2 separate regions of the Homo sapiens genome follow, and region 1 is linked to region 2. The links are chromatin loops, found by intact Hi-C in ENCODE. Cell type or tissue: Calu3. All regions are shown on one strand. Each heading gives the region's core, and the rest is flanking DNA. Links, peaks and the distances in the headings are about the cores only.

Region 1 (8,000 bases), core at 1-8,000, 360 kb after region 2:
GGATGGGCAGAGACCATCTGCCTCAGCAATAGCCGCTTCTCCAGTCCCTTTTCCTAACTCTTGGTTTTCTGGGCGGGGGCTCCAGAACGTTCCTAGCTTCTCCACCCCGACCCCCTATGGAGGAGTTGCTGGGGCCTGCCAGCACCTGTCTCCCCGCCCCACCCCCGCTCCCTCCTGCCATCGCCTGGAACACACAGCCATTAGCAGCCACCCTGAGCAGTAATTGTCCAGATTGCTGTAATTCACGGCAGACGAACATGCTGCTGCTCACGACATTATTACAAATGTCACTGAGCAGGGCCTCCGCGTGCACGGCCCCCAGGGGACGCTCACTGCCGTCTCCATGGGCAGGACCCAGGATGAGCTCACTGTCATCACTGAGGACCCAACCTTGAGATGGTGGGACACGGGCTCCTCTCCGCCGGTGAGTCATCCCCAGCCGTCCTCCCAGCCTCCGGATCTGCCCTTCCAGAAGGCAAACAGAGGGCAGGCACTGTCTTCCCAGTTCTCAGGCAATGGGCGGTGGGGGCGGGGGTGGTCACCGGTGAGGAGGTGGTAGTGACAACACGAGACACGAGAAGGGATGGAGAGGCGGTGGGACCCTGGGCTGACCGTTTGGGGATGTCCACGCGGAGTCCTCCGATGGGTGGGTGCTCTGGGAAATCTCCCAGCCAACAGGCTGAGATCCCAGGGACTCACCTGTGATTAAAAATCTCACACAATTTTACACAAATGCTCACAGCAGCACTCTTCACAACAGCCACATGGAAACAACCCACACATCCCCCAAGAGATGAACGACCGACAAAATGTGGTCCGTGCAGGTGAGGGAATATTATTCAGCCGTACAAAGCTACTCAGATGAACCTCAGAACCATCATGCTCCCAGAAAGGAGCCAGACACAAAAGGCCACAAACTGTAGGATTCCATTCATTGGAAACGCCCAGAACAGGCCAATCCACAGAGACAGAGAGTGCATTAGTGGCTGCCAGGGGCTGGTAGGGCTGGGGCGGGGCCCTGGGAGGGACTGCTAATGGGTATGGGATTTCCATCTGGGGTGAGAAAAAGTTCTGGAACTAGGCAGTGGTGAGGGTTGCACACCAATGCAGATGTACTTCATGCCACTGAGATGTTCACTTTCCAGTGGTTAGAATGCTGAGCTTCGTGCCATGTGTATCATCTCAAAATTAAATAAAAGGCGGCGGGAATCACACAATTTCAATAAAGCTTCTTTTGCAGCCTATAATGAAATACATGCCAGAAACCACCAAGTGGACATTAAAGACAGAGAAACAACAATGTGGCCTCTCTGGGGGCTGACAGCAGCCCCAGGCCCTACCAGCTGGATACAGTGCCCAGGCCCTACCAGCTGGATACAGTGCCCAGGCCCCGCTGGCATGCCTCTCACTCACCACACACAGAGCCTGACCTGCAGCGGCAGGCAGGCCCTCCTTCCTGAATGGTGCGAGGGTCTCTCTGGGTCCAGGTTCACCTCAGCCTGGGGGGCGGAGGGCAGACTGCCCCCGGAGGAGCTCTGAGGGCGAGGGGCAGGGTCCCGGGGTGAGGGCGGGGGCTGTGGGGGTCTTCTCAGGGCTGTGGGGACCCTCAGCACCCCCCACAACTACAGTGGAGGACGGGGCCGGGCCCAGGAGCCCCGTGATCCAGGCTGTTCTCAGATACACCTGCCCTTATGTGCCAAGAGCGTTTGCTATAAAGGGCCTTTGTTCCCTCCATAAGTCACGACCTGGAGCTTTCTGCACAAAGAAACCGCACGTCACAGACAGCCTCGACTCCAGCAGGGCCACGGGACCAAGCACGGGACAGGGACGGGGAGTGGGGGCCTGGGCCTGCTCCCAGCCCCACACACCAGCTCCGGAACCCGTGGCACTCCTTGGCCTCTGCTTCCTGGCTCCTTGCCCACAAACAGGGACATGGGCGGGGACAGGAGCAGGCCCCACCTCTTAGATAACCGAGAGTGAGCGTGCCGTGGGAGCCAGGTGCTGCCCCGGCCTCAGCAGTGCTGCCAGTGATGCGCCAGCTCCGACAGCCCCTGCCCCAGGCCAGGCACGGCCGAGGGAGGGAGGAGATTCGCTCCCACTCAGCCCACCATGGGCCCTCACACAGGGTTATCTGATTCCGCACAGCCAACCTAGACGACCCTCCCACTCAACAGACGGGCAAACCGAGGCCCAGAGGCAGGTCACTGTGCTGGGAAGTAAAGATCTTGGCCAGGAGACAGCACAGCTGAGAGGGGATCCGGCTTAGGAGGCACTGGACCCCAGCCCCCACGGTGCTGCACATCACAAGGCCATCTGCTCGGGATGGCTTCTGCTGCCAGCACCAATGCCTGCTGGCTCCCTGCCGTGTGAGCCACTCCCACGACTGTCCCCAACGGCCTGGGTGTCCCCATCCACTCCAGAACCCGTCACCCAGATTGGGGTGCTCAAACCTGAGACAGGTTTCCAAAGCCCCAGCACACTTGAGCCCAGGATAGGACCTTTGGGGCTCTAAGGGCTGGATGAACGCCCTGCAGGTCTCCCTGACCCCAGGACTCTACCGAGATGGCCGCCGGCAAGCTCTGACTGTCCCGAGATACCCAGGTGTGCTGCCACTGCTCTGTCCCCAAGGCCCAGAGGTGCTGGCCACAGAGGTCACCCAGAAGCCACTCGCTGACTACATGCACAGCACAAGCTGTGTCTCTCTGAGCTGCGCCCTCAAGTCACAAAGACAAGCCTGACAGCGCAGCTGCACAGACCCATTTTCTGGAAGGTAAAACTGAGGCTCCAGGGTGACAAACCTGAGAACAGCCCAGAACCAGAACCTCACCAGAGGCCTCACCACAGCCCCTGGCTCAAGGCCAAATGTGTCAACACCCTCCCCAGCACGTGAGCTTCAGGCGCCCTGGATGCAAACCAACAAGGCTTAAAGCCGCCACACACCCCTCACCTTTCTTGGCTGTTTCCATTTCTTCTTCTGTCCAGCGAGAACTCTCATTCAGCTCCATGGAGGCTGAAAAGAAGATGCCAGGTTATTGGCAGGAGCCGGGAGAGGAGGCACTTTGCCTTCTGCCCTTTTCTCTCCTTTGAGCCAGGGAGGGAGTAGACCAGGCCTTGACGGTGTCACCGCACGGCTCTGAACCCCGTGGGAAGGCCACATTTCAGACGCCCCTCCCCAGCCAGTACCCACCGTGGCACCTGACTCCCTGAGCCTTTATGCTGGGCTGGAGCTGTGCTGGGCAGTCCCACGTGCCGTTGGTCGGGGCCAACCTCCACACAAGCCGCTGAAGTCGGGGCACCTGCGATCACCCCATTTTATAGAAGGGGACACTGAAGCAGTCAAGGGCCTTGACCATGACTGCCTCTGCCTGCACTCTGTTGGGAAAGGGGTCACCTGGTGACGTGGCGACAGTGGGACACAAGCTTCAGGTGGGCCGGGACCTCATCTGACCGAGGACCCTCTCGGAGCCCAGCTCTTCTATTACTGTGGGGCTGTCCCATCACGGCAGGATGCTTAGCAACCCTGGACTCTGCACGCTGGACTCCAGCAACCCTACTCCAATTGTGACCATCAAAACTGTTCACAGACACTGCCTGGCGTCCCCTAGTGGGGGAGTAAAATCGCCCATGGCGGAGAAGCCCTGCTCCAGAGGGAATGTTCATACCCCCACTCATCCAGGACAAGGAGGGGCTTCTGGTGTTACTGGGAAGGGACACAACCTGGCCTTGGGGTTGGCTGGAGGTGGCTGCATCTCTGCAGTGGCACTATTTTTGGGTCTGTCTGCCGAGCTCCTCTGGATGTGAGCCCTGGCCCTTCCTTTCCAGTTGCTTAAGACCCATGAGTGGGGTGGGTGCGAGGGACGTCAGCTCCATGGACTCAGCACCTGGAACTGCGCCAGGGGGAGTATGTGTCCAACAGAGGCTGGCTGAGGAGTGGCGGAAGGTTCCAGCAGAAGAGGGGAGACGGCCCCCACCCCCATGGGCAGCCCCATCAGCCCCGACAGGCCAGAGCCACCCCAGCCTCCCCCATCTCTGCAGCCACAGCCTGGGCCTCTCTGGGACCTCATCGATGCTCCCATTCCTCCCCACAGGACTCCCAGAGGAAGCCTACAGAAGCCAGGGGTGCCAGGGGTGCTGAGGGTGCCCAGTGCCAGAAGAGACATGGAAGGCCTAGGAGTGTGTTTTCCACCCTGCGGCTGAGCCCCCAGCATCAGCCTTGGGTCCGAGAGGACTATCCCCAGAGATCAGGCAGGAAGAAAGCCCTTTCACCCTGGGCCTCCAAGTACACCGCCACCAAGAGGCAGCTGGAAAATATCTGCAGGAGCTGCATAGGCTCTGTGGCCAATGGGGCTGAGTTCTAACCCCAGCTACAATGAAATTTTTAGAGAGGGAACGTTTCCTCTCTGAGCTTCGAGTGGGCCATTTATGAAATAGGTCCAAACTACATCCCACGAGAAGAAGAGACAGGTGCATGACCCGGACCCCAGGGGACGGTGGGGGTCTGTGGGAGATGAAGCAGCATCTCCACCCTGAGAATGAGCCCTGGCAGGCGGGGCTTCGGCCTGAGCGCTTGGGCCCCTGGGTGGGTTCCCGCAGTGGCTGGAGGGCTGGACCCTAACAGCTAAACAAAGTAGAGACAACAGACGCACACCGCTGCCCCCTGCGGCGAATCTTGGGAACTGCCACTCACATCATCTCATTTTTTTCTACTTTCTGGGAGGGTAGTGAGGGATGAACACCCTTCTCAACAGAAGGGGAAACTGAGGCCCACGGAAGTGAAGGTACAAAACCAGATGCCTACCAGGGTAGAGGCTGGGTGGGGACAAGTAGAGCCCATGACATTCTAAGAAGGAGTGGTGGTTACTCGGCTCCCAACAACAGCCACCTCATGGGAACCTGGGCCAAGCGTGGCCAGATCTTCTGTTTTAAAAACGACAACCAAAAAATCCGGAACTGGTCACTGGGAATTTTTTGTGACATCTCCCTGCTCTGAAATCACTGTGGTTGAAGCCACTGAACTCTTCCTACACCCCAGGCACTGTTCTAGGTGCTTCTCACATAGCAAGTGACTACAACTGTCCCCCCACGTTAGAGGTAACCACCGATTCCTCCCACTGAGAACATGAGGACCCTGAGGCACAGAGAGGTTCAGGAATTCATGCTGGGCCACACAGCACATCCAGTAGGTAGCGCTGGGATTTGACTCCAACCATGACTTACACCAACCCCTTGGCTGTTGCCAATTAACTCAAATTGCACGAAACTTTCATATGAGCGCAACCCGCCGTGTCTCCAGCCCCTTCCCCACCCGCATCCCTGGCCCCCAGCTCACCCAGCTCGGCGCTCTGCTGGGGGGTGATGGCCTCCTCGCTGTTGGCCTCATTAGCCATTGAGCGGGTGATGCGGCCTTTGCGTCTTCCCTGGCTGTTGGCAGTTTTGCGGCCTTTGGAGGCCACAGCCTCCTTCTCGTCGTTGTCCTCCCCTGAGGTGTCGTCTGTCTTCTCCCTACAGGCCAGAGAGGGGAGATAGGATGGCTTCACCCGAGCCGGGAAATCAAACAGCCACTGGAGGAGACTGTTTCTTTAGCTGGATTTGCACTGGCTGCCAGCCATGGCACTAATCGGACGCTAGGAAAGAGGGGGAGAGGCCTGAGGTGAGGGTGGCCAGGGGCAAGTCTGCAGGGGCTCCATGTTCACCAGAAGTGGGAGTACAGCTGGCAGGACAACACCATGCTATTTCTCAAAAGGGAGTTGCGGCCAGGTGTGCTGGGTCACACCTGTAATCTCAGCACTTTGGGAGGCCGAAGTTGGAGGACTGCTTGAGCCCAGGAGTTTAAGACCAGCCTGGGCAACACAGCAAGACTCCATCTCTACAAAAGAAAAAGATCAGAAAATTAGCCAGGCGTGGTGGCATATGCTGATGGTCCCAGCTACTTGGGAAGCTAAGGTAGGGGGATCTCTTGAGCCTGGGAGGTCGAGGCTGCAGTGAGCCATGATTATACCACTGCACTCCAGCCTGGGTGACAGAACAAGACCCTGTCTCAAAAAAAAAAAAAAGAAAAAGAAAGGATGGGGGTGTAACCTGGGCTATCAACTTAATTCACCAATAAGGCCATGTGGACAGGTAGTTAATTGGCTGGCTATTTTATTCCCCAAATGGGAGGTACTGGGAGCTTTCCTGCAAGGCTACTTTCTTCTGGGCTGGTGGTTATCTGCAAGACCATTTTATGCACCAAATAGAGAGATACTGTCTGCAAGACTATTTGGTGAACTAAATGGGGGCGTGGGCTGGCAGCAATTTATAGGGCCATTTTATTCGCCACAGAGGAGCTATTTCCAGAGGGGCTCTATAAGAGGCAATACATTGGCCTTCAGTATTATCAAGGGCCGGGCATCATCTTAGACATTGGCAGGAGGAAACTCTCTTGCTGGTTTTATGCAGGCCTAGCCTGCAGGCCTAGCTGTGGTGTGTGGGGGTGCTCACAACCTCGATACCCGAGCTGGGGCTCTCGCAGAAGTGACTGGGGAGAGTTTTACTGCGGGAGGCTCAGATTGATCACCTCTGCCTTCCCATTCATCTTCCTGAAAGGCCCTTGCTGGAAGCGTCTGGGAGACGGGGTGAGGAAGCCAGATGTTCTCTGAAGCCAAATTCCTGAGCCCATTACAGGTACCTGGCGCTAAGTCGTGCCGCCCCCCTTTCTCCAGCTGGCTGCACTCCTGCAGCCCCTGGCAGGCACAGGAGGCTGTCACGGCCCCCGCGGTGAGGCTGTGCCTTGATCTGCAAGAACTCACACTGCCATCGATGATTCTAAAGGTGACAGCAGCCGCCTGCACACCTAGTCCTTCCAGGAGGGCCTCTGATCCCCCTTTCCCCCTTCCTGGCGCCTCAGGAGGAAAGAGCGGGAGGAAGCAGGGAGGCAGAGAGTTCCAAAGTCATTGCCTGGATTTATTAGCTCAGGAGTGGAGCTCAAATGAGCTATCAGTCTCTAAAGTCTCCAGAGGGTTGGAGAAAGAAAGCGAGGGCGGAGGAGAGGGGGGAGCCAGGGAGGAGGAGTAGGGCGATGGGTGGGCTTCCGGAAGGGGGGCTGTCAGGGGCAAACGAGCAGAAAGCCCTCCCCCCTGCTCACAGGCAATTGGTGGGCACCCCACCCGTCTCTACAAAGGGTCCCCCAGAACCGTGTGCCACCCGGGTTGGGTCAGCGGCCGGGCCCTGCAGGGGACAGCAGGCTGCCTTACTTGAGGAGGTCTTCCTTGTCGTTCTCCACCTCCGGCTTCTCCTCCTCCTTCTCCGCCTCCTTTTCCTTCTCCTTCTCATCTTTCTCCTCCTGGCTGCTGCGGGGCATGGGCTGCTGCTGCTGCTGCTGCTGCTGCTGCTGCTGCTGTTGTTGCTGCTGCTGTCAGACCCCGGGGGAGGGCAGAGGGGAGTGGGGAGGGAAGAAAACCGTGAACAGGTGAATCTCTGCACCTGGGCTCAGCCTGAGCTGGGGGAGGAGGAGGAAAACCCGTGGAGTCCACCCAGAAGAGGTCATAAACAACCGGGAAGCCAGGCCCCACTGGCATGAGATGGGGAGAGGCACGGCCTGGGGTCTTGCCGCCCTAGGGGCCTGGGGAGGCGGAGTCGGGGTGAGGGGCAGGAAGCATTGGTGTCAGAAGTGCTGGCTTCAATTCCTGCCCTTTCCACACAGTGGCTGTGTGAGCTTGGATGAGGGTCTTAACCTCTCTGTGCCGACTCCTTCGCCTTGACAATGGGGGTATTCAGCATGCCTGTGCCTCAGCTGAGGGCTGGGAGGTTGAAATGAGAGAATCCTCACCATGCTTACATCCGCATCTGGCCCGGATATTTAAGAGGGGCAGATGTGATCTGGGTTGAGAGAGGTGCCCTGGTGAGCCTCGGCAGGGGTGCCTGAGCATCTGGGAAGCTGGGGACACACCCCTGATGCCCCAGCCCTGCCCTGCCCCCGACAGAGCTCAGGCCACCTCTCTAAGCCTCGGTCTCCGAGTCTG
Region 2 (16,399 bases), core at 3,648-11,647:
TCGCCAGTCACCTTGCTTTGCTGGAAGTTTGCCTTGGGATTTGGGAGAATTTAGTTGAAACCAGTAACACCCAGCGTGGCCAAATTCCATATGCTCCTTCTGCGTCTGTGTAACAATTTCCTTTCTTTTTTTGAGATGATTCTCACTCTGTTACCCAGGCTGGAGTGCAGTAGCATGATCTCGGCTCACTGCAGCCTCTGCCTCCTCAGTTCAAGTCATTCTCCTGCCTCAGCCTCCCCCAAGCAGCTGGGACCACAGGCGTGTGCCACTACACCCAGCTAATTTTTGTATTATTAGTAGAGACAGGGTTTCACGATATTCAGGCTGGTCTCAAACCCCTGGCCTCAAGTGATCCATCTGCCTCAGCCTCCCAAAGTTCTGGGATTACATGCGTGAGCCACCACACTCAGCCTCTATGTAACAGTTTCTTTGAAATTTGTCGGAAGCAGGTTACCAGGGAGAAATAATATTTTTAATTATTCTTTCATTTATTTATTGTTTGTACATTTTCTGTGTGTGCATTCATCTGCAGGTTGTATCTTGGAATAGACCCCGCAGAGACGTGCAAGTAATGACTTCACATTAACGTGTCACTGGCCTGCCCTTGATGTGTTGGGGGGCCGGGCAAGAGTACAAATGGAGACCCACCTTTAAAAGTCATAAATCAAGGCAGGCATGGTGGCTCATGCCTGCCATCTCAGCATTTTGGGAGGCCAAGGCAGGAAGATCGCTTGAGGCCAGGAGTTGGAGACCAGACTGGGGAACATAGTGAGACCCCATCTCTACAAAATTAAAAATTAGCCGAGCATGGTGGCACACACCTGTAGTCCCAGCTACTTGGGAGGCTGAGGCAGGAGGATCTCTTGAGCCCAGGGGTTCAAGGCTGCAGTGAGCTATGATTGCGCCACCACACTCTAGCCTAGGTGACAGAGTGAGACCCTGTCTCTTTTTTTTAAAAAAAGTTATAAATCAAGTTAGCAAAGCAAATCAAGTTAACAAAGCGGTTCTGACAATGAACTCTTCAGAACCACCTGGAAGGCCAAGCTTTGGCCTTTGGGATGCGGGGACTCCTGAGCTCCCCCTGGGTTGTGGTGGGCAGTAGGGGCTGGCATGTGTCCCACCTGCCTGTGTCCCTTTTTGCTCCACATCCCTTCCTGCCCCACCCGAGTCCTCCTGGAGTCCACACGTGTGGACACCCAGCCCATGATTCGAGCTCTGGCCATCCCTCCACACCACCCCATAGCTGCCCCCTTGCAGGCCCATGGGCAGGGCCGTGGGTACCAGCAGCCTGCTCTTCGGAGGCTGCATCTGAAGAACGGGTTTGTGCAGGCTCTGAAGGAACGCCTGCGCTGTTTCAGAAGGAACCTCCAGTGCCAGGAAATTTGGAGCCTGATACAGAAGCAACATTCCGGTTTGGCACATTCCCTTGACCCTGGAGAGGCTGTGAGTGGGGCCCTCTAAAGCACGGGGCCCAGGACAGAGACCCCTCTCATCCAGGTTCAAGGGAGCGCAGACTGACCGTCCACCTCCACAGATTTAGTTAGCAAAGGTATCAAACTAGACAAGCCCCGGGGAAATTTCTGTCCCTCGTGAGTAAGTAAAAATGATATGTATCAAACAGTAATTTTGAGGAAAGGAAAAAAAAGACAGCAAAACTCATACGATCTCATCTCAGGTTACAGAATCTTAGGCGTTAACTAGCTGATCTCATGTCACAAAAAGTCCGGGTAGGAGAGTCAGCATTTTGGGGTCTTCATCCAATTCCCCAGTGCCCTGGCTTCACACTGGCCAGCTCATTTGACCTCCCCGAGGCAGAGCGACAGGAAAGCACGTGACTCATCTCCTTCTAGCGTGTGTCTGTCCCAACAAAGTCCTAATCAAGATCCCCGAGAGATCCTCGGGCTGCAAGATGCCTGGGAAATATCAATTGTTGTCAGCCTCACAGGCTCCATGCAGGGAATTCCTGCAGGCTCAGAGGCCTTTGTCATCAGGGAGCTTGCAGTCAAACGACTTGTGGTTTTCTTCAGCACTTCGGTATCGGCCAGGATCTCTTTTCTTTTTCTGACACTCTCAGACAAAATGCACAGAACAGTTTACAAGCCCCTCCAAGTTCTCTAGTCCCTCTTGATAATTGCCTCTGAATATTGACACAGTTTTAATATACAAATTTAATACGCAGAGGGATGGTAGATGCGATGACTTGGATAATCCCCATGAGCAGGGAATAATAAAATAGACACGTGGCTTTGGAATTAATTATACTTTATTTGGCTTCATGATTTAGTTTTGAATTATATAATTGACTTTATATTAAGTAAATTTAAGTTACATAGGTGGTTGAGAAAGAACCAATAATCAAATGGAAAAAAGCCAACCTGGGGTTCATTTTTGTTTTCCTTCGTGCGGAATAGAAGTTGCTGATTCACTCGTGGGTGGTTGAGTGTTATTCATATACTCAAGAGCTTATGTTCTTTGTATCATTTGTTTGGGGTATTTTTTTTAAGTTCCGGGGTACATGTGCAGGATGTGCAGGTTTGTTACATAGGTAAATGTGTGCCATGGTGATTAGCCACACCTATCAACCTGTCTCCTAGGTATTAAGCACAGCATGCATTAGCTATTCTTCCTGATGCTCTCCCTGCCCTGTCCCCACCAATAGGCCCCAGTGTGTGTTGTTCCCCTCCCTGTGTCCGTATGTTCTCATTGCTCAGCTCCCACTTATAAGTGAGAAGGTGCAGTGTTTGGTTTTCTGTTCCTGTGTTAGTTTGCTGAGGACAATGGTTTCTAGCTCCATCCATGTCCCTGCAAAGGACATGAACTTGTTCCATTTTATGGCTGCATAGTATTCCATGGTGTATATATGTACCACGTTTTCTTTATCCAGTCTATCTTTGAGGGACCTTTGGGTAGATTCCATGTCTTTGCTATTGTGGTTTTTTTTTTTTTTTTTGAGACGGAGTCTCACTCTGTTGCCCAGGCTGGAGTGCAGTGGCGCGATCTCGGCTCACTGCAAGCTCCGCCTCCCGGGTTCAAGCAGTTCTGCCTCAGCCTCCCGAGTAGCTGGGACTACAGGCACCCGCCACCATGCCTGGCTAATTTTTTGTATTTTTAATAGAGACAGGGTTTCACCGTGTTAGCCAGGATTGCCTCGATCTCCTGACCTCGTGATCCGCCGCCTCGTCCTCCCAAAGTGCTGGGATTACAGGCGTGAGCCACTGCACCCGGCCTATTGTGGGTATTTTTAAAGAACACAACATAGTGAAAGGTGTTTGTTTTTCTTTTACAAAACAAAACAAGTCTAAGATTGAAGGATTTGCTCTGTTGTTCCCATGTTCCTGGGACTAGAGTTGCTATTGCCTTTATTAGCGTTGGTCTATTTTAAAACAACAAAAAACCAAACCAAACCCTGGAGGTATATTTGATTAGCATGGAAGAGTTAAATGCCAGAGTTATCGTACAAAGAGAAATAAGAGACGCTGAGCATTATAAAGACCTGACAAGTCTATGCTGCGTGAACAGAGGCTGAAAATTAAGCCCTGGGTGACTTCAAGTACAGCTTTGGGAAACGATGCAGGGAGCTGTCTGGGAATGAAGGGATGTATGTGCCCCCTCTAGTGGTCAAAAGAGGTGGGGTTGGGAGCTACGCTTTGGATTCTTTACCCCCCAGCCACATACAACTTTCTAAACTTTTTTCCTTAACTTTTTTTCTTTAAAGGAGGACAAAAACTGCCACCCTCCACTTTGTTCTCTGAATTGCTTTTAAAAGACAGTTTTTAAATTTGTCCATAAAACATTTTTCTGACTCACCACAATGCTGTAAAAGCAACCACTCCAGGAGTCACAGAACCCCGTGGTCTCCAGTTTCAACCCCTTCTCTCTTTATGCCTTTGTAAAAATTTGTATTTAGTTCATTTTTTTAGGGACAGGGTCTTGCTCTGTTGTCCAGGCTGTGGTGCAGTGGTGCGATCATAGCTCACTGTAACTTCGAACTCCAGGGCTCAAGTGATCGTCCTGCCTCAGCCTCCTGAGGAGCTGGGACCTCAGGCATATACCACTACGTCTCACTAATTTTTGTATTTTTTGTAGAGACAGGGTCTCACTATGTTGCCCAGGCTGGTCTCCAACTCCTGGTGTCAAGCAGTCCTCCCACCTCAGCCTCCCAAACATGTTGGGATTAAAGGTGTGAGCTACTGTGCTCAGCCCCAGCCTTTCTTATCTCATTTAAATGTTGAACCTGATGACCCAAACACATTTACTTTGTTTCATCTATTTAAATTCTTTGTAAATTCTATGAACTATATAGCAAGGCTAGTTCTTTAATGATCACTCACTTGCAAAATAAAAAAAAAAGATATAATAATGCTAATAAGACTTTTGTAGGAGGTGATGTGATATACAAAATAAAAGCGTGATGTGATTTCCTCAGGCAATTTCTTTGGGAAAATAAAAAAGGAAGTTGATAGTCTAGTGGAGACATCAGATTAGAAACAATTACTTCATTTGTGCCGTGGACTGAAGACACAGATTCCCTTCTGAGAGCTCAGGCCATTGTGTATCAATCATACCACAAATGGGAGTGTTTTAAAAACTCTAAACAACTGTTTGGTGAAACATGCCAAGAACCACCTCTGAGAAGGCAGCCTATTGATAAAGTGGTTCTTTTTGGCTCTAAAAATCCCAAGCACGTGGGTGAACAGGTGCACATGATCTTCCGTTCTCTTTTTCCTGTGGAGTTCATCAATGACTATGATCTGACAGAGGAAAGCTCTGCTAAGAACATAAGGAGACTTAAAAGATGGCGAGGTGGCACAGCAGCTTGGAAGAGCAGGTTTTAGTCTAGAGATGGGAAGTTTTGAGCCTTCAGTGGTTAGAAAAATTCCTTCTCCTCTGCCTTCTCTCCTTCCCTTCAAGGCATCGATGTGTGGAATATAAACCATCTTTATATTTTAGAGGTTGACATCTTGTCTTACAGCAATTCAAAGGGAAGGAGACATGCAGCCCCATTCAAGCACAGGACGTGGACAGAGTGTCCAGGGACTTGCGAAAGTGAGAGGACAAAACTAACTAAAAAGCCACAGGCCCCAATCTACCAGATGACCCAGTAGTTTTACTTCTGGGACAGCCCTGAAGAAGTGAGGATCACCTTGCTAGGGGCTGAAAATCACCCTATCTAGGGTCCTGGGAGCCAGGAGAGGCTTTCTACAGAAGGGCTTTGAGGGATGTGTAGGAGTTCACTTGACAGGTACAGTGAGAAAGCACACTTTAAGCAGAGGAGAGAATATATACCAGTGGTTCTCAACATTAAGCCTACATCAGAACCACCTGGAGGGCTCATGAAAACACCAATCTCTGGGCCTTGCCCCCCAGTTTCTGATTCACTGGGTCTGGGGTAAGGCTTGGGAATTTGTTTTTGTTTTTAACGAGTTCCCAGGGGATGCTGACGCTGTTGTTCTAGGGACCCCACTTTGAAAACTGTAAACTTACATGAAGAACTGAAGCATGAAGTCACAGCCTGCGTCTGGGGAACTGTAACTACCTCGTTGTTGCTGGAATTTGAATTGTCTGAGCAATATGGTTAGAGGGTTAGGGAGGAGTCTCAAATGCCGAGCTGTGGGCATGCAAAATAAAGAAACGCGCCATTTGTGCATTCCAGGAGCAGGCGGCGCTGTGCTGCTGTAACTTTCAATCCCAATTGACATGCCCATTTTCCAGAGGAAGAAATTGCGGAACACAAGGTTCACTGATTGGTCCAAATTCCCCATTTAAGTAAGTGATGGATCTGGGATTCTAAACCGGGCCTCGGGAGACGCTAAAGCCCTTTTTATCTCCCTTGCCAGGGGCTCCATGCTAGAGCACTTAAAATTAAATCTCCGCAACAGAGGCATTGGGGAGAAAAATAATCAGGAAATATCTTGGGCAGGAGATTATAGGATAGGTCGGAAGGGGCTTACACCAGACCCTTTGGGAGACCCGCAAAAGTTGAACTGACAGACTCTTGAGATGTGATGTGGCCGCAGAGCTGGAGAAGGCCGATTAGAGAGGAGAGATGGGAGGGAGGACCTGGGACCCTGCTGGCTGATAGGTTGTGGTGCGTACCATTGAGGCCTTGACTTTGGAGAGATACCTGGTGAAGCCAGCGAGAAAGGCAGGAGGGGTCGGAGGGGCACGTCATGAAGACGTCCTGGGACACGAGGACCCACACGCTCCCTCCTTCCCGGTTACCCAGCCTTTTTCTAAGCCTTTCGTCATTCTGACTGGTTAATTTTGTTATCTTTTATTTTCTCGTCTCACTCATTCTCTTTGAATTTCTCTTCTGTCTTCATGCTCATTATCAGGCTAGCAAATTGTTAACTATGTAAATTTTAAAAGGAAAAATGTCAGCAGGCAGCTGGACAAGACAGAAGAGACAGAACTTCAAATGTTGCAGTCCAGGCTCCTTGGGAGAGTATGTCCTCCTTCTCATGAACAGGGAGAGCAAATGGTGTAACTGACACCCCTAAGTTCATCACGTGGGTGTCATCATTACAACACTTTGCAATATTAGCTTCATTTTCTGCCCCCTGGAGTATTTTGAAGCATATTTCAGATGTTATAACACCTCTAAATACTTTAGAATGTGTCTCTAAAAATAGGGACATCTTCCTACTAACCATGGCACCATCATCATCACACATAAAAGATTAACGCAATTCACTGAATCATCTAACACCAAGTCAATATTCAGACATCCCTAGTATTGAATTATCTAACCCGCAGTCGATATTCAGATATCCCCAGTTATTCCCAATGTCTTTTCCTCCAAGATTTTATCATAAAAATATTTTCAAACATCAGATGAATTGAAGGACTCTTACAGTGAGCATCTATATATCCACCACCTAGTTGTGGAATTACCATTTGGCTGTGTGCTTTCTTGTATACCTGTCCGTCTATCCATCTTTCCAGTCACCCATTAATCCATCTTAATTTTTCAGTGCATTTCAGAGTGAGATGCAGATATCAGCACCCTTCCCCCTAAACACTTCAGCATGAGTATCATTTGCTGGAGTCCAGTATTTATTAGGTTCTTTCCTTTTGAGGTAAAATTGACATATAAATAAAAGACCCAAATTTCCAGTATAATATTTGATGAATTGAGCAAATAGTTAGCTGTCTAACCCAAACCCCTGTGAAGATAGCAAACATTTTCATCACCCCAGAAGGTTCCCCATGTCCCTTCCCAGTCAATCCCCCCACTCCACACAACCCCTGATTTGACTTTTTCCTATCACTGCATCTTCTGGAAGTTCATATAAATAGCATGGTGCCCTTGTGTAAGGCTGCTTTCACATGGCATAATGCTTTTGTTATGTACCCATGTCGTGTGTGTCACAATAGCCTGTGATTTTTATTGTTATGGAGTAGCCTGTCACATGATGTGTCCACCATTTACTCATCCATCACTTGTTGAGGGACATTTAGGCTGAATCTTCCATTTGGCGATGATGAGTAAAGCTGCTATGAACATTTTCATGTACAGGTTTTTTTGTGGACTCTCGCAAACGTCTCCTACTGCTGGTTTATTTTAACCATGATGCAATCAAGGTCCCACCCTGCAGCCGATTGTTGTGCTTCTGACGTTTCCTTTAATTAAGTTGAAGGGGCCCAGTCAAACCCCCTGTTGTAGCCACAGCTCCGGTTACCTGCCAGGCATACAAAGGAGCTGAGTTCTCAGAGTAACAACAGCTACTGAGCTGCTTGTGTAGACCTTAGGCTTGTGATTGGAATGGTTTCGTTGTACACCCGCCGGTTGTTACAGGGAAGAAAGACTCCAGGCTGGACATCTCAGAACTAAACTAATTGAACTAATTAACCTAATCTCTCCCTCTTTCTCATACTCTGGGAGTCAGCCATTTTTGTTGGTGATGCTGCACTGTTTCGCAGCCACAAGGGGGCACCTGTGTGCTTTGTATGATTTAAAATTTTCATTTGGCAATTAAAAAAAGTTCTCCCAGAAAATCAGTATTTTAAGATGCTTTCCCTGTTTCCCAGTCTATTGAATTCAATGGTGACTTTTGTTCAATTGTTCAATACGTATTTACCGAATACCCACCATGACTAATGCATTGTGCTACGCACTGTGGGTGGTGAAGAAATAAAATAGTTCCTACCCTTGGGACTCTTCTGACCCACAGGGAGGAGAGAGAACCACAGTACAGCTCGGCATGTGTTTGAAGTCAGAAGAATGGGGCGAAACTGTGGAGATTCAGGTGGGTGGGAGCTGGCATCGCGATATTCCGGGAGGCCATGATGTCAAGAGCAAGTGAAGAGACCAGAAGGTTCTGGAACCCAGGATCTGTTAGGGATGCTGGAAGGGATTCGATGGTCCAGAGCTAGGGAATTTGGAACTTATTCATGATGTTGAATGACACGGGGGAGTTTTCAGTGGGGAAGTGACTGGTAGTATTGAATTGGAGAGGAAAGAGAAGAGGCAGGAAACTCTCTGTGGGGGCAGTTTGGGGGTGATGGGGCCCATGCTGGGGTGACCCTGGGAGAATGGCTGAGAATCATCTCTGAGTGCTGTAGGAATGAATGAGACCAATGGAGAGGAGAGAGAGAACATTCTGGAATCCTTCTGGAATGACTGAAAATCATCTCTGAGTGTTGTAGGAATGAAGGAGACCACTTGGGGAGAGGAGAGAGAGAACATTCTGGAATGTTCTGAGAATCATTCCAGAATTACTGCAGACCACTTGGGGAGAGGAGAGAAAGACAATATCCTGGAATGTTCTTGGAGCAGTCTTATTTTGAAGTTTGGTTTTCAAAGTCAAGTAGCTTTGCATTATATGAAAACTTTCACTAAGATACTTCCAAGTAGGGTCAGTGGCGAGTTGTTCTGCCCGTTAAAGAAAAAATTCTCGGCCGGGCGCAGTGGCTCACGCCTGTAATCCCAGCACTTTGGGAGGCCGAGGCGGGCGGATCACGAGGTCAGGAGATCGAGACCATTCTGGCTAACACGGTGAAACCCCGTCTCTACTAAAAACACAAAACATTAGCCGGGCGTGGTGGCGGGCGCCTGTAGTCCCAGTTACTCGGGAGGCTGAGGCAGGAGAATGGCGTGAACCCGGGAGGCGGAGCTTGCAGTGAGCTGAGATCGCGCCACTGCCCTCCAGCCTGGGCGACAGAGCGAGACTCCGGAAAAAAAAAAAAAAAACACGTAAGGAAGACACTATTCAGGACCATTTTGAGGGGTCACGACCGTCACAGTAGGGGAGAGAGATAGGGCTCAACTCCGAAAACAGCAAAGACAGCTGTAGATTATAGTCAAGAGGCAGAGTGGGTAATGGAGGAAAATTACTGAGAGGAGACAGAACCTGAGGATGAGGCCTCCTGGGGAAGAGGACTCTGAGGAACCTAACATTTGATCAAGGACAGAGTCTTTGTCATGCCTCAGGGATTAATCAGATCTTTTGTTAAGTGCGAATCCCAGCAGGTGAAGTGGGATGTATTTTTTAAGTGGGAAGTATTCTGATTAAACGGGAGCATGAGGCAGTGAAATGGGATAAATTTGTTTTATGCAAGATGAAACACTAAATCACCTTTATACAAATATTCATACAAATATTTTTATACAAATATGAATTTTTTATACAAAAATTTCAGCATTCCTGAAATTATAAATCAGTGGGAAAAGTTTGACTTAAAAAATAAATTCAGTGGCAGATAAACAATTCAAGTGATTCTTTGTTTTTACCTTTGTTGAAAGAAATGGTATTAGTAACTTAAAATAGATTTGTTTAAAAAACGAAAATATAACGTGTTTTTGGTCCATTGAAATAAGGTGATATGACAGTCACGCCCAGGTCCCCAATTACTAGGCTGATTTACATAAGCATGATTTACCCTGATTTATATAAACATCCATCCTTCCCTAATCACTTTATTAAGTTTCAGGTTCAAATATTTCCCTGAAACTTTTTTCAGGGAAAAAATATACATTTTATATTTATATTTTTAATATTTTTTTTTCCCACTTTCCTTAAAAATCTCCTTTTCATCACTAAAGGGCAGTTCAGCCACAGGCTCTGGATTCAAATCCAGCACCTTCTCATGTTAGCTGTGTGACTTTAGTTTCCCTCACTATCAAGTGAGGATAATAAGAGGGTTTCCTCACCGGATCAGAGGAGTGCCCAGCAGGGGTGGGCACAGCTCCTGGCACACTCACTGTGATTGATGTTTCTGGTTGACGTTGTCTTCGACCCAAGTCTGCTTATGTAAGATGTGAGCCTGGCTGATTAACTCTGCTTTGTAAATTAAAAGGGAAATCTTCCTTTTTCCAACTTGCCCAGGAAGCTTTGGTGTGTCCCTACGTGTTTTCTTGTATCATGTGGTTAAGGGTGACTTGATCCAGGAACTCAAAAGATCCTGTTAATACTTCTTTTTAATGGGATCGTCCAACCTTTAAAATTCATTCACCCCTTATATATAAACCCACAGATGTTAAAACCAGAACAAGGATGTATTCACGGAGGAAACAAATTCCATCTTCAACACAGCACTTGCAGAGGTAGAATTAACTCAGAAAGAGGCTGGACAACTTGGCCTGGAACCCACTGTGGGAAACTTTGGTAACTATCAGCTGTGGTTTGCTTTTCTGCACCACTGACTCAGCAACCCTGCAGTTGGGCACTGGGTGAGTTTGCAGTGGGAGAGAACAACCTTATCCTCTCTTTGAAAAACATTTCCACCCACAGGACAGCTTATTGGGAGGACCAGAACTCCGAAAGAATGAAAAAGGAAAATGAATGAAACCACATAGATTTTGTTTGCTCCTAGTGAAACAGGAAAAGGGAATAAGAACCAAAAATTTAGTATCATTTTGCCTGGATGATTTTTTCAGTTAGCTAGAGAAAAAGATTTGATGGCTTTAATAGGGATTAACAGAAGTGATCTTTCAGAAAGTTATAGATACTTACTTTTAGGGTTTTCTTTTCCCCCCAACTAGCTTGTCTAATGTAATATACATCATGATAAATACCTTTTTTTTTTTTTTTTGAGATGGAGTCTTGCTCTCTCGCCCAGGCTGGAGTACAGTGGCGCGATCTTGGCTCGCTGCAACCTCCGCCTCCTGAGTTGAAGTGATTCTTCTGCCTCAGACTCCTGAGTAGCTGGGACTATAGGCACGTGCCATCACAACTGGCTAATTTTTATATTTTTAGTAGAGACAGGGTTTCACCATGTTGGCCAGGCTGGTTTCGAACTCCTGACCTCAAGTAATCCACCGGCCTTGGCCTCCCAAAGTGTTGGGATTACAAGCGTGAGCCACCGCACCTGGTCAATAGATAACTGTTAATGAAGTATAATGTGTTTTTATGGATATATTTCTTTGTAAGCACATTATGGCCTTTCAATTCAAATACAAGTGTTTCTGATTGAAATCTTGAAGGGGCAACATAATTGGATTTGACCAAATATGGGATTTAGAAATGGAAGCAGATTCAGCCAGAATTCCTGCCTAGGACTTCCTGGGGATCAGGGAAGAGGTGAAATGCACAGGAAATGTCTTCTATTGAACGTGAGGGCATGTTGATATCAAAGGGCCCGGGAGGGCCACACACTATGAACGTGATGTCCACATTCTTGGCGGTGCTCACGGCAGTAACGTGCATTTCCTGTGCGGGGCTGCCTGGCTCCGTCATAGCTTGCCGAGTGTCCCAATGCTGTTATTTCCTCCTGAGGCACCACTCTTCTCGTTTCCAATTTTGTTTGTTGTTTTTTAACACTGTAGAGTTTTATTTCAGTCTACCTACTTGATCTCTTATTTCATTAGCATTTTGGGGTGTTTTGAAGGGATTTTATAATACACCCATTTTTCTTAAAACTTTATATCTTTTAGTTAAGTCGATAAATGTTTAATATATACCCAATTATTAAAAACACTTTAATGCATAGCATCAAAGTCAAAATAGATGATACATATTGTAAATTCCATGTTGCAGAAATTCTAACCTTGATTTTGAGAAGTAAAGCTTACTTCTTACAGCTAAGTAAACCCCCAGAGATAAGTGCAGTTTTCACAATAGTCATTAACTACCCATCACCTGTCATTGCAACATTGATGAATTACTGGTGATGATCACTGCTTGAGTGTTCACAGGCATGTAACGATTATGTCCAGTTGAGAGTCAGAAAAAAGCTCCGGGGCCTTTTGTATGCATAGATAATGTATTCTGAATTATTTGGATGAGGCTTTATACCAGTCAGGGATTTTGCTTGCAAACAGTAGAAATTAACTGGCTAACTTGAGCAGAATAGGACCTTTCTAGAAGGATATTGGGCAGCGTTTGGAATGGAGAATCAGGTTTTATTTTATCATTTTTTTTCTATTTGTTTTTGAGATGGAGTCTCGCTCTGTCACCCATGCTGGCATGCAGTGGCATGATCTCGGCTCACTGCAACCTCTGCCTCCTGCGTTCAAGAGATTCTCCTGCCTCAGCCTCCCAAATAGCTGCAATTACAGGCGCCCACCACCATGCCCAGCTAATTTTTTTGTATTTTTAGTAGAGACGGGGTTTCACCATGTTGGCCAGGCTGGTCTCAAACTCCTGGCCTCAAGTGATCTGCCTCCTTTGGCCTCCCAAAGTGCCGGGATTACAGGTGTGAGCCACTGCGCCCGACTGAGAGTCAGGCTTGTAAAACCGGTAAGACCAAGAGCAGCTAGGCAGGTCAAGGGTCACAGGTACAGGCTGATGTGGACGCCGCCATAAGTCCTGCCATTATCAGACATTGGCCACTGCCCTGGGCAATCTGTCCTGGTCTCTGGGGCCCTGCAGCCTCTGACACTTGCTGTCCTGATGGGCCTTTGGTGCTGTCCTGCTGCTGGGAAACTCCCCATCACTGGATCTCTGTGTCACAGCCTCAAGGGTCAGGTCCTTAGTGTGGGCATCTGTGTTAGCGCCCTGTAGTTGCCATATCAAAGCCCACGTGCCAGGTGTCTTATAATAGCAGAAGTTCACCCTCACAATTCTGGAGGCCAGAAGGCCACAGGGGCACGTACCCACTGAGGCCCTAGGGAGGAATGTGTTTTGTGCCTCTCAGCTTCCGGGGGCCGCGGCAACCCTCAGCTTCAGTGGGCTTGTGGATGTTTCACTCCTATCTCTGCCTCCATCTCCATGTGGCCATCTTCCTTCTGCGTGTGTCTCTGTGTCCAGATTTCCCTCTTCTTAGAAGGACACCAGTCATACTGGATTTAGGGCACACCCTAATCCAGTATGACCTCATCTGAACTTGATTACATCTGCAAAGTCCTTCTTGCAGATAAGGTCACATTCACAGGTACCAGGTTCCAGGCTGAGGCCACATGCCTACGCCACAGCTCCCGGGGCTGGGTTATCTGTACCTCAGCCTTCGTTGGCCGTAGCGGGTGGTGGGTCCCTGCCTCACAGCAAGCCCCACGGAATGGGGGGTTCCCCCAGATAGGAGGGATGCTTGACATTCATAAAAGAGGCTTTCCCCAACTATACGGCTTCTTGCAGCAATGAGATTACACCATTTCCATCAGCACACCAGTAAAATTGAACAATCACTAGGGAATATCTTTAATTCTTTCTTCTGCCTTTCTTTTTATTATCTTGTTTTAATCATGAATGATTGCGGAGAAATGTTGATCTGATGGACTCAAGTTGAATGGAGTCTTTCTCCCATGTGAGGACCGGAAGCCACCCACACAGATCTCTCTTCTATGGGAGGTGTTCTAGGGTCACCTTATTAATCCCAAATTCTGTCTTACCCTGAGTCGGAACTCTTTCAGCAGAAAACTGTATCTCTGTGGCGTTGAATATGAGGATAGGTTCCAGGAGCACCAGTAGACGGAATGTTTGCCCTGTCACAAGCATTTCTCCTGGCCTAGAGACTGGCAGGGGTTCCTGCATCCCTAAGCAGGGACCCCTGCACCAGGCGAAGGACGAGCCCCCTTCCAGCAACGCGGGATGAGCCAGGGCCTCTCCCCTACCCTGCTTGTCCTTCCTCTGCCCAGTACCCTGCGTGGCTGCTCAGGAGAGTGACGTGTGGAAGCCACTCGGGGTGAGCAGAGGGTCTCTTAGTGATGCTGTTTGTTTCCTGGGACGTGGGTCAGGGAGCCCCTACCCTGGTTGAGAACCACTGAGGTAGGCCGGGATTTTGGATTCCATCCCCAAATTAGAGGAACAGAGTGCATGCATGCCTTAGGCACTAGAGGTGCTTCCACTGGGCCCGTTTGCACAAGTCTGGCCTCTCCCTGTCTTTTGCTGCCACCTGTTTATCACTGGTCAAGAGAGGCCACCGAGGCCGGGCACAGTGGCTCATGCCTGTAATCTCAGCACTTTGGGAAGCCAAGGTAGGCAGATCACCTGAGGTCAGGAGTTCGAGACCAGCCTGGGCAACATGGCAAAACCCCGTCTCTACTAAAAATACAAAAAATAGCTGGGTGTGGCAGCAGGAACCTGTAATCCCAGGTACTTGGGACGCGGAGGCAGGAGAATCACTTGAACTTGGGAGGCGGAGCTTGCAGTGAGCCGAGATTGCGCCACTGCACTCCAGCCTGGGCAACAGAGTGAGACTCCATCTCAAAAAAAAAAAAAAAAGAGGAAAAAGAGAGGCCACCAAATGCACGATGGAGCTGCTAGGGATGACAGCACCGCACCAGAAGCAGAAGCCCCAGACTTCCCAAGGAGAAGACAAAGGAACAGCTCTCCTGTGTTCCTTCATATTTTTATTGTAGGTACCTCAGCTCCTTAATGAAACTTAAGTATTAGGAGAAGAGCAAAATTAACTCAACAAATATTTAAAGCCAGGCCCTGCTGTGAGAAGAGAAATGAACTTTTCTTTGGAAACAAAAATCTCTGCTGTCGCGGGGTCTGTCCTCTGGCAATGATGAGCTTGGTGCTGGATATAACATCATAAAATTATCGTGACCGCTGCTCTGGGGGAAGCTGCTGTCAAATGATTCAGCTCTCCTCCCAAGCTTTAGATCTCTGTGTTTCCTTTCGGTCTCCTCTCCTTAGCTTCACACCTTACAGTCTCAGAGAGCAGGGGACACAGCACCTCAGAAAGCCACGTGGCTGCACTCTGGATCATGCTGGCCTTAGCACTGTTAAGATACTGTGAGACTTGGGCAACCCCTGAGGTGTCCAAGCGCTGGCTTCTGTTCATAATCCCTGGGACTCAATGGTTGTGTCTGGGCTTCAGTTTGAAGCCCAGACCCTATGCAGCTCTTCCTGTGTCCTCCTGAAGAGGGTTGCGCTTTGGGGATTTTCAACGTGCAGACAAAGGAAATGGTTGCAGCTCAATATTGCACACGCTGTGGCAAAGTATCCATTTCTCCCCTTTCGGCATCCAAAAGGTCTTGCCTCCTGGTGGCTGCTTTGCTGTAGGGTTGAGGGAAGGATGAGAAGAGCTGCGTGTTGTGACAGTTGCTATGCGTCTTTGGGAGTTTCTGTGGTAAAAACTGGAGTTATGTGGTTTAGGTGCTGGATCTAAGACTTTAACCAGGGGATGAAAAGGCTAGGTGAGTGCCCTGAATTGCGGGATCGCTTTCTGACCCTGCAGCCCATGAGGCCCAAGGAATAATCAGCTGCTGCTGGACAGAGGGGAGCCAGCACCTCTTCAGGCAAGCGGGGAGTGGTCCATGAAGCTGCATGTGGCCGGGCGCCATGGCTCACTCCTGTAATCTCAGCACTTTGGGAGGCCAAGGTGGGCAGATCACTTGAGGTCAGGAGTTCTAGACCAGCCTGGCCAATATGGTGAAACCCCGTCTTTACTAAAAATACAAAAATTAGCTGGCCATGATGGCGCGCACCTGTAATCCCAGCTACTCGAGAGACTGAGGCAGGAAAATCACTTGAACCCGGGAGGTGGAGGTTGCAGTGAACCGAGATCGCGCCACTGCACTCCAGCCTGGGTGACAGAGGGAGACTCCATCTCAAAAAAAAAAAAAAAAAAAAAAAAAAGAAGAAGCAGCTGCATGCACAGGCGTGTTCCTTCCCAGAACAGAGTCTGCAGAGTCGGGTGACAGCAGTGCAGTCGGGGGCGAGCAGAGGGAGAACATGAGAGCGCCTGTTTATGTGTTTCGTGCCACATCATTGTGAAATTTTAATTTTTGGATCTATTTTTAGGGCATGTAACATATAATACAGCAGCCCATGCGACACACACACACACACACACACACTCACTCACACACACACACACAGGCATGCAGCAACTATAGAGGTGTATTGCTCGGATCTCCTTTTAAGAAGGAGCTTGCTCAGGCAGGAAGTGCGGTTATCTGGCAGCCTCCAGTCATTCAATGTGCCTCAGGCTCCCCCTCAGCTTCTGAGCAGGGGCAGCCCGGCCCGACACCAAGCACAGCAGGTGTCCTTGGGCCTGGCCATTTCTGCTC

Evidence for each region. Peaks named below come from ENCODE experiments on the same cell type or tissue, not always from the same donor. Only the 100,000 strongest peaks of a DNase experiment are listed, where the experiment ranks them.
Region 1: it touches region 2 in a loop (3-fold over the local background); 4 of 110 quality-filtered maps call a loop at or near these places.

The regions. Positions count from the first base shown.
Region 1 is chr12:124,395,172-124,403,171 of GRCh38, forward strand. NCOR2 (nuclear receptor corepressor 2) reads right to left here. Exons shown (of 49, transcript NM_006312.6): 16 at 7,233-7,390; 17 at 5,330-5,502; 18 at 2,948-3,010. Among named protein-coding and RNA genes, the nearest start is that of MIR6880, 62 kb to the left of the region's middle. RefSeq lists enhancers at 1-231, 232-919, 4,016-4,515, 7,471-8,000. In Calu3, for the core only: a CTCF peak has its summit at 4,658; DNase peaks (open chromatin) are centred at 1,900, 2,850 and 4,660.
Region 2 is chr12:124,028,853-124,045,251 of GRCh38, forward strand. All of the region lies in intron 2 of ZNF664-RFLNA (ZNF664-RFLNA readthrough), which reads left to right. Among named protein-coding and RNA genes, the nearest start is that of ZNF664-RFLNA, 64 kb to the left of the region's middle. In Calu3, for the core only: a CTCF peak has its summit at 7,909 (motif pointing right); a DNase peak (open chromatin) is centred at 7,919.